Linked DNA regions of Homo sapiens: region 1 is linked to region 2. The links are chromatin contacts, found by Hi-C or POLR2A ChIA-PET in ENCODE. All regions are on one chromosome and are shown on one strand. The core of a region is the stretch at or near the end of the contact, and the rest is flanking DNA. Distances in the headings are between cores, read along the strand shown.

What was found. A loop is a pair of places that touch in the nucleus more often than their neighbours do. ChIA-PET counts read pairs that join two places held with the same protein, here RNA polymerase II (POLR2A). Pooled maps may share reads with other maps.
Region 1: a loop to region 2 is called in a map of IMR-90, with 2.6 times the contacts of the local background. The contact joins two enhancer-like sites. A Hi-C loop is called at or near these places in 4 of 168 maps with a recorded cell type or tissue (IMR-90, aorta, head of caudate nucleus and 1 more) and 2 of 50 pooled maps. POLR2A ChIA-PET finds 5 or more read pairs at or near these places in 1 of 52 experiments (BJ).

The regions. Positions count from the first base shown.
Region 1 is chr11:122,319,027-122,321,726 of GRCh38, reverse strand. All of the region lies in intron 1 of MIR100HG (mir-100-let-7a-2-mir-125b-1 cluster host gene), which reads left to right. Among named protein-coding and RNA genes, the nearest start is that of MIR100HG, 100 kb to the left of the region's middle. Within about 2 kb of position 1,391, at least 3 of the 41 ENCODE cell types and tissues checked have a DNase peak (open chromatin) inside an H3K27ac peak, as active enhancers do.
Region 2 is chr11:122,214,272-122,216,971 of GRCh38, reverse strand. The region is part of intron 2 of MIR100HG (mir-100-let-7a-2-mir-125b-1 cluster host gene); the gene reads left to right. Among named protein-coding and RNA genes, the nearest start is that of MIR100, 63 kb to the right of the region's middle. RefSeq lists an enhancer at 1,273-1,322. Within about 2 kb of position 1,414, at least 11 of the 41 ENCODE cell types and tissues checked have a DNase peak (open chromatin) inside an H3K27ac peak, as active enhancers do.

The DNA.
Region 1 (2,700 bases), core at 142-2,641, 100 kb before region 2:
CTTCTGCGATGCCATTGCTCACCTGAGGCTGATGGAATGAAGGTGAGGAGAGGGAAACCAAAAGGGCCCACTCAGCTTCCTATGAGAGACCCCTAGTCTATTAGGTTTGGAGATAGTCCCATTCAACTGTTGGCTGTCATGATGTTTTAGTTCTTTTGAATTTACATTGCCATTCCCAGATGCTGTCATGGATTGTAATAAACTGGTGATGTCAATTATAATCAATATTTTCCTTTGTGTGCAACATTTTTATTTTTAAAAATTTTTATGGATGCCCTCCCCACCTCAGGTCTTTTCTCCAGGAAGCTGCTCCAGAGTGAGTAGCTCTCTAATATTTTTTCTTAGAAGAACTTTTCTTTTCAGTTCAGAATTTTATCAGCAATTCTTATGCTAAAAGAGGTCAGGAGATGAGGCATTTCTCACGTTACCCTTGAAGCTACTCATGAATAATGGCCTATATCACCTCTATTGTCTGCTCCAAAACATAAGCAACCAGACATAAAGGCAGAGGAGAAATTAAAGATCTCTGAATGAGCCAGCAGAGCAGGCTAAGGCTGGGGTAGTGTGAAGAGGTAAAAAATTCAAGGTAGAGCAGATGGTAATGTAGGGGGAAATGTCTGAGTAGATTAACTACTCCACAGATAGAGAATAAGCCATATTCCTGGGTTTAAAGGCAAGAAGAACAACTGAAAAATATTCTGAAATCTTCAGAGTGAGATTAGGGCATCCCTCCCCAAGAGCAACGTAGCTAAAATAAATTAGAGGTCATTATTCCAGGCTGAATGCATAATGCACTAAGCTCACTGGGTTTTTGCTGCCCCTTCCTATAGTTTCCTGTGATTTATGCTGCCAGTGACTGCTGCGTGGGGGAACTCTGTGTCTCTAAATACTTTCTTCCTTCATTGGTGAATTGATTTCACTGAACTCCAACTGGGGTTTTAGGGTTGAGGGGGCCAGACAGACTGGAGAAGGTGCCAAGTGAGACTAGAAAAGCCAAAGTGAGCAAAATAATTCCAAGCAATTCTACAGGTAGACAATACTTACAAAAACAATGCCTTCTTATAGCTTTAAAGCATGGCACCTGCCTAGCAGCAAACTCACCCAAGGCTTTCAAGAGAGTGGCAACTTTTAAATTAAAAACTTGGCTGGGCTTCAATGCTATGCCAGCTGAGTTATTTTAAAATAAGAGCGGGAAACAAAGACCACACCAACTGAGGAGGTCATAGAGTGTGACAAGGGGTCTGTAAGAGGGCATACCGTGCTGCCTAATGGGAGAAAACCGAGTCCTTTGTGCTGGGGTGAGTCCAGGGAGTGATGGATGCTTTATGCGTGGAGGCTCAGACCTTCCTGTCCGGCAGCCTTGCTGCTGCTGGGCTGTGTGAGATGCCTGGCTTGGCAGAGACTGGCCTTTTGTTTCAGTGTCTTCTGAACCAGTGACATCAGATTTGATGGGCTATTGGCGCCTTTAGAGAGGCAAGTTTTATGTTCCTATGTTTTATATTAAAGCTTGTTAGAAGTAAATAGAAAGGATCCCTTTAATCCTAACTGGGAATAAAATAGCTGAGTCTTCTAAATGAGAATAATAATAAACGTACAATAAAATTACTCCAACCCGTTAAGACTTTCTTAAAAGATTACCTCATGCTGTACCTCCATTAAAACAGGAAGGAAGTAAAGCAGCACTGCACTCTGGGCTGAATCTTCCTTGTTTCATTTTTAGACAAATAGTTTTATGCAACAATCCTCTTTCTTCCCCACTCTTTCATAGAAGCCCAGCATTAATGAGGCTAAACCAATGGCTGCACTCTGGTGGCCCCTGGAATATGCTTTTATTTGGTGGGGGCTGGGGTGCATCTCCCATTCCAGAGCTCACAAAGGGGTCTGGAGTTTCTAGAGATCTTTGCAGGAGATGGTTCAGGGACTGTTGTAAGGACTGGCTAACATTCACACCATGTACTCTCTGGACTGAGATGGTAACACATCCTAATCTACAGAATCAGAATTAGAAATGGAAAGGGCTTTGAAAGGTCTTCCTAGACCATCGCTTATTGCCAGGCAGAGGTGCCCTTCAATTACCCTAGACAGATGAAAATCTCCAGATATAGGACCCTAAGCCCTCTGTTTAAATAAGAACCAATATACAGTATTAAACACTCTCCTAAAGATAACTGTCCAGCCCCAGCCAGGGATGGCTCAATTTTGTTATACTCAGAGCCACTTCTTTTTATTTTCCCCACCTACTGAAATCTTACAGATATATGGATTAATTAAACCATTCATTTACCCAACAGGCATTGATATGTTAAGTGCCTAGAGTGGGCACAATACTAAGCACAGCACTGTGGGGAATACAAAAGAACTAAAGGAATAGTCCTAGTCCTTGAGGAGTATATCATCTTATTGAGTGGGCAAGAAAATAATTCACTGAGTGACTTGAGAACAATACAGCACAGTGCAGTGGAAGGATGATACTGTGGGGGCAGACGACATGCTCTGGGATGTAGGGAAGTTTCATGGAATGAGGCCAGTCTTGAATTGGCTTCTGAGGAATGTGCTGGATTTAAACTGGTAGAAAATAGAGGGCTTGGGAGAAACATCTTAATGTCTGTGTAGCTTATACAGGAATTGAGATTTCATTCCTTTCTCTCCCTGGAGACTGCTCCTATGCAGGTTGTAGGGACCATCCTGCCCACCTTATAA
Region 2 (2,700 bases), core at 165-2,664:
GCAAAAAAAAAAAAAAAAAAAAAAAAAAAAAAAACATGTCCAAAGGCATGGAGTAGTCAAACAACTGGAGTGTCCTTCTCCATGAAGCCTTTCTGGTCACATTCAGAGGGAATTCACCTTGCCTTTCTCTGTTCTGTCATCACCCTTTGTTGCAGCCTAAATCACATAGCCCTTATACTGTCTGCTACTGGGACAACTGTGATGTGGGACCCCATAGAGCTGGCAAGTGGCAGGTGGCTCATGGAAAAGACTCCAGACTTGTCTACTGTCCTAGTTGAGCAGCGAACCCAGATGCTTTTTGCAGAATATTGATTGAGAGCAAACACATCAAATGTTTCAATGATTTTTCAAGCAAAGCAACATTTTGCTATAGTGTATGTATATGTACTTAAGTAAACACTGAAAATGGATTTATATACATCAGAGCTTAGGCATCTACTTCCCACGAGAGAAGTAACAACATGAAAGTAAACCAAATGGAAAAATAAGTAATATTCTTTGCATTCCCTGAGATTTATCCCAAAGCCAACCCTTACTGCTTAAGTGGATGAGGGAAGATTCTCCATTGCATATCTCAGCAGTCTACTGCTTGTGCCCGTTATCTTTTGGAGGGAGGTTGTCTCGTATCTTGTGTGTAACGCTTTTATTCTAGCTTTTAGAATCAGCTGCTTAAAATTCCTCGACTTATGGTGTTAGGTAAATAGATAAGTAGGACTATGCTTTTTTGTCCCATTTTGGGCACACAAACAGAAGAACCTTGGATACTTACTGGAGGGGAACTTTCTCCCTTCTTCCCCCAGTGATATGCTTTGGAGGAGAACTTATGCAGAGATTGGGGCAACAAGAAGGTGCCTTCTACTAGCTTTAAGAAGGAGATAACATTTCCATTTTTTGTTTAAAAATGTTGATTTTCGAGGCTTTACTAACTGTAATAGGTGAGGTTTTTGTTGTGAATATTCTGTTTGCGTTTTGTTGCTGGAGGGAAGGAGAGGCTATTTGGAGAATGATACCTGGCTCATCAGCTGCCCTAAGGGTTCAAAGTGACTTGAGCCTTTCCTCTCCAGGAGCTCTTATATTGCTCCTGAACTTAATGTTATGTGTTGTCTTTCTCTTTCATTTTCTTTGCACATTTCCTAAAGTTCTGAAGTCCTTGACCATCGAAGGATTTTACCTAGATCTCTGACGACCTACCTTGGCTTTTCTTTACCGGAGAATTGCCCATCTATGGTTCTTTGCTCCATCTGTGCAATTTGCCCTTTTCAGGACTTGAGGACAACATGGTCGCCTTTGCCTTGCTTGGCTGTGGTTTGGGGTGGCATTAACACCATGATTTCTTTCAGGGCCCACTGAAGGTTGGTTTCTGCGCTCCTGCGCCACCTGCTGTCACCAGCTCCAAGTGCAGGCTCCCCAGTCGCCAGCCCTGGGCTCCCGGCCCCAGCCAGAGTCCAAACCTCAGACCAACCAGATGTTACTTAGGCTGCCAGATTTCTGTCTGGGCCTTATCTGTACCGTCTTCACTGGCTCACTAGATCAGAATCCCAAATGTCCCTGGATGACTTGCCTCAAGTCACGCAGACCCTGAGCTCTTTGGCCAGAAAGAGGAAGCCTGTTTGATTGGGGGTTGCTGACCAGTGGCTCCTGCCAGCTTTCTGAATGTGTGGCCAGTGGAGGCCGGCCTCTCCTTAGCAGTGAAAATGCAAATGGATTTCTTTAGAAATGTCAACAGACACTTGACACTTATCCTTTAAGGTACTCCCCAACGTGTCTCCTGACTGGGCCAAATTTAGTTTCTCCCAAATTGCTCAGAAATGGAATGTTTGCTTTTTACTTTTTAGCACTCTGGGCTTTTCTACAAACTCATAAAAGTTGGTGATTCTAACCAAGGGATCACAAGAAAGTGGGGTGCTACTTTTTATGAATTAAATTCAGTACCCCCATTATTCTCTGTTTTAGGTTGAAGATCTCTTGATGTCAGGGACTTATGCATTTGCTCCCTCTCCATCACACACAGCCTGGCACACAGTAGGTGCTTCACACAATCTTGTTAAAAGGAGCAGACTCTATCTGGTCAAAATCATTCTTGGAAGTTCTTTTCTATTTGTTTGTTAAAAGGAAAAATGGCCAGAGTTGAGACTGTGAAAGTTCATTCCTGATTTCAGACCAAAAAAAATAAAGCTGAACCTGAGAGAAAAACAATGATGAGTGCAAGTTGTGATTTCTATGATCACTCTGATAAGAATGAGGATCGTGACCGGCTGTGGTCTCCCAAGGTTTGAAAAAAGAGAAATATATGCATGCAGGAGAGAACTGAGTTAGATATGAGATAGAACTTCCTAAGAGCAGAGGTTATGGGATACCCTTATAAAATACAAATGGGGGTTTATGCTAGCAAATACTCTAGAGAGAGATACACATCCATGTAGTTCAATAAACACTTATTAAATTCCTGCATTATGCCAGCACTGTATTAGATACTGGAGTAAAAAAGATTGTAAAGTATAGTACCTGGTCACCAAGAAGACAGAGACTAACAAGCAGACAATTTCAATATAATTTCCTGATTGCTAAGAGAGAAGTATATGTGCCCAGGGTGTTGTGGGAGAATATGAAAGTGCACTAATTCAAGCTGTGTAGTCAGGGAAGGCTTCCTGGAGGAGGTAGTGCTTCTACTGAGTCTTACTATTGGGTGAGAGATATCTA